Regions from separate parts of the Homo sapiens genome. Here region 2 is linked to region 1. The links are chromatin contacts, found by Hi-C or POLR2A ChIA-PET in ENCODE. All regions are on one chromosome and are shown on one strand. The core of a region is the stretch at or near the end of the contact, and the rest is flanking DNA. Distances in the headings are between cores, read along the strand shown. Region 1 holds the start of ETNPPL (ethanolamine-phosphate phospho-lyase). Region 2 overlaps ENPEP (glutamyl aminopeptidase).

Region 1 (5,567 bases), core at 978-3,477:
GAAAACCAGAATTTGCAAGTAGGCTGTGTTGTGCTGTAGCCCAAGGTAGACATCTCTGTTTCCCCTTCAATCTAATGTATAAAGACATGAATAGCACTGAAAGCTAAATGCAAATAACCTAGAGTTAAATACTACGCAGGAAGTTTTATAGATTATTTTCATTTTCATGTATTTTGAGTGGTACTTGTCCAGTATCAAATGGATTTTCCATTATTAAATAGTGAAATTCAATTATTCTTCTAAGCATTTAATATGTTTTTTGAGCATAATAAGGTCATCCATACTTTTATTTGGATGAATGGCTGGATTATACATTTTAGCACATAGAAATTTCACAAAGGCTTCTAATCTTGGCTTTATGAACATTTAAGAACTAAAGTTAAATATATTTATTTATTTTGGTGATTTTGCATACATACAAAAAAACCCTCACACACATTGGAGGTAGTTCTAGTAGTAGAAATATACTAAATTGATATGTAACTGTTTAGAAGGAATTTTGATTATTACAAACAGTAGGTAACCTCAAATTTTAAAATTGCATAAGGTTGTGTTATATATTGATTTTTTTTAAGCATCATCAGCTGAAATGAAAATAGTATTTTATAAGAATTTCTTATTGGTTCAAACTCAGCTGTTAGTTTATACCTACAAGTTAAAATCCAAAAAAAAACTTTGTTAAGGATGTGAGCTGAAAGCTGCAGACTTCACATTGCCTTTTTAATACACTTTCCACCTTGCCCGTCAGACTTCAGGTAAAATTCTCCTTTATCCAGTCAGCCCATGGCTACACTCGTGCTTTTAGAAAATTTGTTCTGCTCATGTCAGAAACCATTAGGCATTTACCGGAATCTAACTAAGATTGAAAACTAACGCAGTGAGTGATTAGAAAAAGTAGGGTAGTGATTGATTAATGGGGAAAGAACTGGATTATTTTGATCCCACTTAGCGGCTGAGAGAGATGGAACTAGTCTTCCAAACCACCCAGAAACCCCTCCAGTTGGGGTGAGGAGCTTCAGTCTGAGAAACTGTCCAGCATTCCTCCGAAGAGGATGCGGATTGTTTTCTTCCTTGTAACCCCAAGTGCTCTCTCATGCCCACTGGCCCGGCTGCAGTCGTTCATTTCAAGTGAATATTGCAGACGGTTGACTTTACAGTATTCGGGGTCATTAATCATCATTTATATTTACACGTATCTTTTTAAAAACCACGCACAAAACACTAACATATTAATCTCATCTTCTTGCTCCTGTGAAGTAGAATGTTATTCCTACTTTCATAGAAGAGACAATTAATTTGACAGAGGTCCACACAGGGAATATGACATCCAACGAGAGCTAGAGCCCCTGTCGGTCTTATATACTCACCTTTATATTACTAAGTCGTTTGTGACGGGGGCAAGACAAGCAGGCTGGGAAGAACACAGCTTGGGAGAGCAAGTTGGGTAAGAGGGATCTAAATAAAGTCTCTGCTTTTCTAACAGAAGGTGGTTTCAAGTTTTTCTATTGGCTAGATAAACCCTTCATCACTTAACCAAGCATGCAAGAAGAAAAAGCTCACTTTAAGTAAAAATTGTCAGAATTGGTTTGTTTGCGGAGCCATCATGAAAAAATATTTCTCAGTTCACAGTTTCCAAAAACTTTCGAGTTGTGTGGGGGTGGCGGAGCGCTATCCTTCTTCCACCCATCTCCCATCCCTGGAATGGTGTCTGCTAGGGCTATTGGCCGTCATCCACCAACCCCTCTAGCCGGCCGGCAGCCCCCGCTAGTCCGCCGGCTGCAGAGCGAGCCGGGGACTTTCGAGCGGGCAGGAAGCCCAGCGTTCCGGGTTCCAGGAGCGTTTCTGGGAGTCCGCGCGGCCCCTGCAGGTGGAGGCGCGCGGGGCGCGTGCACAGGCGCGGCGGGCACGGAGTGCGGCTGCAGCGCATCGTTTGTTCCCTAGCCGGCTTTCTCTCTCCACCTTCTGCACTCGTTATTGCCCCCTCTCTGCACTTACTTCCGGGCCAGGGTGCCCTTACCCGATGTGCTTCTTCCTCAGCCCCAGAGTGTCCCGCTTACTGTACAGCTCGCACATGGTGGCGGGGTGCAGGGCGCTGCGAAGGTGCAAGGTGCAAGGTCTGCGCGCCTCCTACGCGAGCCTGGGACTGCCTTGGCGGCCCCGGCCGGCCTTCCTCCCGTTATCCCTCCTGGCGTTCTCTTGCCCGGGGCGTCGGAGGTCACCGGTGGCGTCAACTAGCTAGGATCATCTCCCTTTTAAGTCTGGCTCTGGCGTTGCCCTTTGCCAAGCCCCTCCTCCTCCCCCGCCGGGGCCGCGGGCAGGTCGCCGGGCTAGCAGCTCATTCGCCACCACCCTGTCCTGCCAGGCCGGCTCGGCCCTACCCGCCCCTATCATTCCTCTGAATTCGCCTTTCATTCTCCTAACTTTGCCTCGTCTTTGCTTTTCCTCCTCCTCTGCCTGCGAATTCCCTCCTTCCCACGTTCTTTCTGGTTTCTTTTTAGTGTAGTCCTTTATTTTCTGGTAAAAATTCAGGAGTTAGGCGCTTCCCGGATCAAGACTCACTGCGCAGTCTGATAAGGTAACCTACCATTTACTCAGCACAAGGACGCGTCCTAACGAGAAATAACCCGGACTCAGCCTGTTATCTCCATTGGCAGTGATGATATATGCAGTGTTTCAAACATCTCCTTTAACAATGATTACACTTCTAATTCCTCTAACTATACAACTTACAAAACACATTCACATGACTTATCTTGTTCAGTCTTCAAAACAACCCTGAGAGATGACCACGAGTGTTACCCCATTTAATGAACGGGGAAAGTGAGGTTATTCCCTGTTCTAATGATTATATATCCACTTGATGCTGAAAACGGGACTCATTCTTAGATTTCTTGACTTCCTTCAAGATGGTCTTCTCACACAGATCATATCTGAAGCTAAATATGTGCACAGGTAGAAACTTTTTTTTTTTTTTTTTTTTTTTTTTTTTTTTTGAGGATGGAGTCTGGCTCTGTCACCCAGGCTGGAGTGCAGTGGCGCAATCTCGGCTCACTGCAAGCTCCGCCTCCCGGGTTCACGCCATTCTCCTGCCTCAGCCTCCCGAGTAGCTGGGACTACAGGCGCCCGTCACTACGCCCGGCTAATTTTTGTATTTTTAGTAGAGATGGGGTTTCACCATGTTAGCCAGGATAGTCTCGATCTCCTGACCTCGTGATCCCCCCGCCTCGGCCTCCCAATAGAATCTTAATTAACTGAATCATTAAATCATACATTATTTTAACTAGAAGTCATCTGGTTTAACTTCTCTGCTCTGTAGATAAGAACAGTGAGGCACAGGAAAGGTGAAGGTTTATTCAAGTTCACACAAACACTTAGTCATTGGGTTAAGGATAGGTCATTTTATTCTCTCTGTGTTTTGAAAGGGCAGCAGGGAAAGCCTAATTTGCATGTATCAACACATTTGATAAGTATTTGCAACTGATCTTTCTCTTGAAAAAAGTTATTAATATATATTCATGCACTGCAGGAGGAGTAGAATTGGATTGCCTAAGGTAGAAAGAGAAATGGAGTCCTATGAGGAACAGTGTGTTAATTCCAGATTTTAGGCCAGGCGCCGTGACTCACGCCTGTAATCCCAACATTTTGGGAGTCCAAACTGGGCGAATCACCTGAGGTCTGGAGTTCCAGACCAGCCTGGCCAACATAGCAAAACCCCATCTCTACTAAAAAAATACAAAAATTAGCTGGGCGTGGTGGTGGGCACCTGTAATCCCAGCTACCCAGGAGGCTGAGGCAGGGAGAATTGCTTGAACCTGGGAGGCAGAGGTTGCAGTGGGTTGAGATCATGCCACTGCACTCCAGCCTGGGCAACAGAGTGAGACTCCATCCCCCTCCACAAAAAAAAGAAAAAAAAAAGAATTCCGTGTTTTATAAATGAAGAGCAGGAAGCACTTTGGAGACTTGCAAGAAATCCCAGTTATGTAATCTTGGTCTAGTTCTGTGCCTGAAAGATATTGCCAACTGTATATCTACTCTCAAACCACCTTGACCTGGTGAAGTCATAGTCACACTTCCTTCATAAAACTTTATGGATTCTTGTTGTTAATATTCCCAGTGCCTTAAGAAACTCTGGATTAAGAGTCTTGGGTTCTAGATCTGGTTCTTCCATAAACCAGCTGGGCTTCTTAACCTTTCTGAGGCCCAATTTCTTTGTATTGAAAACTGAGCTCTGTGGCTGGTGGGGAGCTACACAGCTGTAATCCCAACACTTTGGGAGGCTGAGGCAGGTGCATCACTTGAGCTCAGGAGTTTGAGACCAGCCTGGGCAACCTGGTGAAATTCTGTCTGTACAAAAAATTTAAAAATGAGCCAGAGATGGTGGCGTGTACCTGTAATCTCAGTTACTCGGCAGGCTGAGGTGGGAGGATCCCTTGAGCCTAGGAGGAAGAGTCTGCAGTGAGCTAAGATTGTGCCACTGCACTCTAGCCTGGATGACACAGTGAGACCCTGTCTCATAAAAAGAAGAAACTCTCTGACTCAAAGCATTACAAGTAGGGCTTGAATGAGATCATGATTTGGTCTTTATAAGGGTAGAGTCCTGAACCCTCTTCTTTTCTCTTCACTCTTTCCCAAGAGTGCTACCTTATGTTTTAACCATTTATTTAGGAGAAGGCTTCTTAGATTCATTATCTTTTATGGGAAAGCAAGTCACTGTTACATAAAAGATAATTTCCCCATTATTTAACTTTTTTCACGATAGAATATATAACATTGACTGAGTACCAAGGACAGTCTTTAAATAAAGAACTGACACATAATGGATCAAAATAAGGATGGATGAAAGTCGACAGACATCCACACTATACAAAGCTTTATCAAAAAACAAATCCCAAGGTATTTTGGGGTATATTTTCTCATGTACTTCTCAAATGTAGAATTATTTGGTAGGAATGTATGCTGTAGTGTCTTTTCTCTCCAGAAGTTGACACTTGGGCCAGGCATGGTGGCTCACACCTGCAATCCCAGCACTTTGGGAGGCAGAAGTGGGCAGATCTCTTGAGATCAGGAGTTCAAGACCAGCCTGGCCAACATGGTGAAACCCCATCTCTACTAAAAATGCAAAAAATTAGCCATCTGTGATGGCATGTGCCTGTAGTCCCAGCTACTCAGGAGGCTGAGGCAAGACAATCACTTGAACTTGGGAGGTGCAGGTTGCAATGAGCTGAGATCATGCCACTCCAGCTCCAGCCTAGGTAACAGAGCAAGATTCTGTCTCAAAAAAAAAAAAAAAAAAAAGAAAAGAAAAGAAAAGAAAAAAAGAAGTTGACGTTCTTTCAGTTTTGGTCCTGACATTATTGATTGGCTCACTCTATTAAGTGAGTCCTGATCCGAAGGTCATAGATTTCTCAACAACCTAGGCTTGGCCAAACAAACCATACTTGTGCATGACTGAAATGAGGAGGTACAGCCCACGCAAGCTTGGGAAAATAAGAATTCCATTCAATAGTCCAATGAGAAGAGTCTGAATGGCAAGTTTTAATTTTCTTTTTGGTAAAAACCCTGTAAAA
Region 2 (5,567 bases), core at 2,151-4,650, 1.7 Mb after region 1:
AAGAGCCTACATTACAGCAGGCTCCAATATGATAAGGGAAAAGCAAAAGCTATGTTAAAGCAGATATGTCTTACCTCCCAAAAGAATATCAGCTGAATAAGGCTGTATAAAGCCCAAAGTTTTTCCACTGATACTAGCTCCATAGATTCAGTGCTTTGAAAGACGACTAATGGTATCCAACAGTAGTATACCAGGTAATTTAATTTGCCTAGGGAAGTTACTGTCTTCAAAAAGTAAATATATGCATGAAAGTTAGGTTCTTGAAGACTTATAAACTTCATATTTATGTTTATATATAATGTTTACATATAAAGTGATAAAGTAGACATACGAACTTTATATTTAAACGTTAATAGGGTTCTTACATTTAAAAAGTCATATATGACTCTTTTAAAAGATAAAGAAGAAAGAAAATACATGTATGCATCCCTCCTCACTCCATGTTATTTCAGTATGGGTTGTCACACGCTTAAAAAATCATCTCAGTAAAGCAAGCACATAAACTAGAAAAATGTCAATTATTAAATAATGATGACGAGTCAGGGGTAATTGCCTGAACTTTATCATGTACAGAAGTGCTGAGGCTTAGCAGATGATAGGGGAGAGTCAGTCACCTCTGCCAAAGCCCAGAGAGAGGAGAAGGAGATGCAGATGGAGCATACATTAAAGGTGGGGTCAGAGAGCGGGAAAAGTGTGGTGAGGATGAGTGAAGGCATCAGCACAAGGGAGGATGCTTTCAAAATCACCAAATCCAAGCATCACAGATGTTCTGTTGTTACACGGATTACAGAAACCATGTTGGAGCTTTAAACGACAGAAAATGTTGGCATGTTGGTAGAGTCTTTAATATAAAAATGTTTGTGATATATGGTAGTTAAGACACAGTTATGCTTTGGCTTAATATGTTACAAAATTAATGGGCTGTAGCTATATATTCTCTGATTGTTTGGCTCTGTTGATCAAAGTAGCAGTTATAGAATAAAATCTATGACCTGATTTTTTTATGGTAACTTCTGTAAAATATTTCTTTTTTAAGCTTTTATTTTAGGTTCAGGGGTATATGTACGGGTTTGCTATATAGTAAATTGCATGTCATAGGGGTTTGGTGTACAGATTGTTTCACTTCTCAGGTAATAAGCATAGTGCCCGATAGGTGGTTTTCTCATTCTCACCCTCCTCCCTCTCTACTTTCAAGTAGGCCTTGATGTCTATTGCTTCCTTCTTGGGGTCCATGAGTACTCAATGTTTAGGTCCCACTTATAAGTGAGAAGATGTGGTATTTGGTTCTCTGCTGCTATGCTAGTTCTCTTAGGATAAAAGACTCCAGCTTTATCCATGATGCTGCAAAGGACATGATCTCATTCTTTTTTATGGCTGTGAAGTAGTCCATGCTGTATATATACCACATTTTATTTATCCAGTCTACTGTTGATGAAAATAAGTTGATTCCATCCACGTCTTTGCTACTGTGAATAGTGCTGTGATGAACGTATGGAGGCCTGTGTCTTTACGGCAGAACAGTTTATATTTCCTTGGGTATATATATCCTGTAATAAGATGGCTGGATCATTTGGTAATTCTGCTTTAGTTCTTTGAGAAATTGCCAAACTGCTTTCCACAATGGATAAACTAATTTGCATTCCCACCAACAGTGTATAAGTGTTCCTTTTTCTCTACAAGTTTGCCAGCATGTTATTTTTTGACCTTTTAATAATAGCCATTCTGACTGGGTGAGATAGTATCTCATTGTGGTTTTGATTTGCAGTTCTCTAATGATTAGTCATGTTGAGCATTTTTTCATATGCTTGTGGGCCATATGTGAAAAGTGTCTTTTGAAAAGTGTCTGTTCACATCCTTTGCCCATTGTTTAATAGGGTTGTTTGTTTTTGCTTGCTGATTTAAGTTCTTTACAGATTCTGGATATTTTACCTTAGTTGGATGCATAGTTTGCAAATATTTTCTCTCATTCTGTATGTTGTCTGTTTACTCTATTGATAGTTCCTTTTGCTGTGCAGAAGCTCTTTAGTTTAAGTCCATTTGCCTACTTATGGTTTTGTTGCAGTTTCTTTTGGCATCTTTGTCATGAAATCTTTGCCAGGTCCTATGTCTGGAATGGTATTTCCTAGGTTATCTTCCAGGGTTTTTATAGTTTTAGGTTTTACACTTTTTAACCTGTCTTGAGTTGACTTTTGTATATGGTGTAAGGAAGGGGTCCAGTTTCAATCTTCTGCATACGGCTAGTCAGTTATCCCAGCATCATTTATTGAATAGAGAGTCTTATCCCTATTGCTTCTTTCTGTCAACTTTGTTGAAGATCAGATGGTTGCAGGTGTATGGCATTATTTCTGGGCTCTCTATTCTGTGTCATTGGTCTGTGTGTCTATTTTTGTCTTAGTACCATGCTGTTTTGGTTACTATAGGCTTGTAGTATAGTTTAAAGTCAGGTAATGTGATTCCTCCAGCTTTTTCTTTTTGCTTAAAATTACCTTGGCAATTATATTTTTGGTGCCATATAAATTTTAAAATAGTTTTTTTCTAATTCTGTCAAAACTATCACTGGTTGTTTGATAGGAACACCACTGAATCTGTGAATTGCTTTGGGCAGTATGGCCATTTTAACAATATTGATTCTTCTTATTCGATGTTTTCTTTTTTTTTAATTATTATACTTTAAGTTCTAGGGTGCATGTACACAACGTGCAGGTTTGTTACATATGTATACATGTGCCATGTTGGTGTGCTGCACCCATTAACTCGTCATTTACATTAGGTATATCTCCTAATGCTATCCCTCCCCGCTCCCCCCACCCCACGACAGGCCCTGGTGTGTGATGTTCTCCTTCCTGTGTCCAAGTGTTCTCATTGTTCAATTCCCACCTATGAGTGAGAATATGCAGTGTTTGGTTTTTTGTCCTTGTGACAGTTTGCTGAGAATGATGGTTTCCAGCTTCATCCATGTCCCTACAAAGGACATGAACTGGATGTTTTCTTTATTTTTGTCGGACTGAGTTAGTTTGGGGAGCCAGTTTTTGAGCTCTGAGATTCTTTCTTCAGCTTGGCCTATTCTGCTGTTAATAATTGTGATTTCATTATGAAATTCCTGTAGTGTGTTTTTTTTAGCTCTGTCAGGTCATTTTGGTTCTTTCTTATAACGGTTATTTTGTCTTTCAGTTCCTGTACTGTTATATTGTAATCCTTAGTTTCCTTGGATTGGTTTCAACTTTCTCAATGGTTCTCAATGGAATCTCAATGATCTTCCTTCCTATCCATATTCTGAATTCTATTGCTATCATTTCAGTCGTTTCAGTCTGGTTAAGAACCCTTGCTGTGGAACTAGTGTGGTTCTTTGGAGGAACCAAGGCAGTCTGGCTTTTTGAGCTGCCAGAGATCCTGCACTAGTTCTTTCTCATCTGTGTGGGCTGACTTTCCCTCAACTGTGGTGGCTGATGTTCCCTCAACTGTGCTGTAATTTGAGTACAGTCAGTTGATTTCTTTCCTGGATGTTTTCAGAGGACGAAGTGTTTGTGCTGGGTCATTATTTGCGCTGAATTCATGTCCTTTGTTTCTCAGGGGCGTTATGTTAGCAAAGTATTTTTGGTGCTGAAGTTTGGGCTATGATCCAGTAGATGGTGCTTAAGCATAATGGCCAGTAGTTAGGCTCTTGCTCAGCCACAAGGCTCCTCTGTGTTTCCTCCTAATTGCAGCTGTGCTCTCTCTCAGTGCTCTGAAACTGCCTGCTCCTCTCCAACTCAAGTACTGGCTGCAGATCTCAGCTTGGCACTCCTGGGCTGCTCACCACAGCCTTGGAGCAAGCTCAGGCTTTATGCTCCTTCTGCAGCCTGGAGGCAGCAGGGGAAGGGACCTTGGCAGTTGCTGTAGCAGAGGGCTTTTCACCGGTCTTTTGGAACTCCACCCCAGAGAAATGCAGAGCCACTACCAATTGGTGCAATCAGCCCGGGGTCAGGTGGTTGTATTGTGGGCCCAAGCCAAGGGCCTGCCTGGTGATGAGCAGGGGTAACAGGGGGTTGTGGCTGGGACAAACTGGCTTCTTTTCCTTAGGGTGGCTGCAGCTTACTGGAGATATGATTAAAGCACTCAGGGTCTTTGATCCATACCTAGTCCAAGGGCAGCAAGGGCAGTACCATTGCAGCAGCCATGGCAGAGGGGCTTTCAGTTGCCTCTGGGAGATCCACCTTAGAGAAATGCAGAGCTGCTGCTACTGGGAATGTTCAGCCAGGGGATGGGGCCACTGCACTGCTGGCCTGAGCTGAGGTCCCTGCTTGGTGAAGAGCTGACCCTGATTATGAAGGGTCATAGATCACAGATGATCTGCAGACTGACCAGGCTGCAAAGACAGAGCATATTTCTATGGACTTGAGTTTCTCAGAAACAAAAGAGGAAGGGACTGCTTTTATTTTGATTGAATTTACATTAACATCAATCTTCTTTAAACACTGCCTTCCACTGTCACCAACAGAAATACAAAAAAAGAAAAATGAATTACATTGTCTCAGAAGCATACTGCTTAAAGGGAGTTCATTTACTGACATGGGAAATGAGAAAATATTAGTGGAAAGAACACATTGAGTCTGTCTCCTTCCCATTGCTCCACCTACGGTGGGAGACCTCACCATGATCTTTCAACTTCTTTTACAATTCTCTTTCGCTCACCAAATGTTGTGTGCAGCACCAAAGCACTGAATATGTAGACAACAGTGGAGCGGGTCAAGAGGACTGCCCTTCCTGAAGTTTTTAATGCAGAGAACAGATGTGATAGAAAATCTGAGAGTTTTGACACACCAATTAGTTCACAGAAGAAAAATTCTGAGACTCTTGGTTTATGACATGGCAATCCTGTACGAACGTGATGACTTTTATTTTAGACGGTTAATTCCCTTTACTCTGTTCAATGGCCAAAAACTGGAGCCTTAGTTTCACTCAACTTCTTGGAAAAATACCTGTCATTGTTCACAAAGAGGACAGGAGGGTAATCCAAACAGTTTCACTTTTTGATTGCTTAACAACTATTAGAGAAAATGTATCATCACTTCTGTAAGAAAAAAAAAAAACTTCTAAGAGTATTGAGATGATTGAGTGAGTTGTGCCGTCTTCGGAGGTGAAGACGAACACATCTTTATTTATGCAAATAAAGCAAGAATGCCAGTTACCTAGTGGATGTGAGAATAGTGAGCCAGCACTGGTAATTTAAGGGATGCTCTTTCAGAATGTGTTCTTTATATTCGTGAATCATTCCAGTGTTCTTTGCTTCTAGGAAAAGGTGGTTCAAGATGTGTGCCTAAGTGAATACCAAAACTAGCAACGCATTGGGAATAATAAAGAGAGTGGGCAATATTTTCTTTTTTTCTTGTTTAAATCCTGAGTCAGCTGTTCTAATTAGGTAAATGGTCTTGAACTTACTAAATGATTACATCTTTTGCTTTCCTTGAGGGTTTTGAATCAGGTTGTAGGCTTAGCAGGTATATTTTATTTGAATTTCTCACAAACTTTTAGCAGACACTAGTTGTCTGAGGTACTGCTTCCTCTTTCAGATATTGAGAAATGCCTAA

What was found. A loop is a pair of places that touch in the nucleus more often than their neighbours do. ChIA-PET counts read pairs that join two places held with the same protein, here RNA polymerase II (POLR2A).
Region 2: a loop to region 1 is called in a map of posterior vena cava, with 18 times the contacts of the local background. The contact joins the enhancer-like site here to the promoter of ETNPPL in region 1. A Hi-C loop is called at or near these places in 1 of 168 maps with a recorded cell type or tissue (posterior vena cava). POLR2A ChIA-PET finds 5 or more read pairs at or near these places in 1 of 52 experiments (K562).

Annotation. Positions count from the first base shown.
Region 1 is chr4:108,760,826-108,766,392 of GRCh38, forward strand. It overlaps ETNPPL (ethanolamine-phosphate phospho-lyase), which reads right to left and starts at 2,228. Exons shown (of 13, transcript NM_031279.4): 1 at 2,018-2,228. The coding sequence starts at 2,073.
Region 2 is chr4:110,500,256-110,505,822 of GRCh38, forward strand. All of the region lies in intron 3 of ENPEP (glutamyl aminopeptidase), which reads left to right. Among named protein-coding and RNA genes, the nearest start is that of ENPEP, 27 kb to the left of the region's middle. Within about 2 kb of position 3,401, at least 3 of the 41 ENCODE cell types and tissues checked have a DNase peak (open chromatin) inside an H3K27ac peak, as active enhancers do.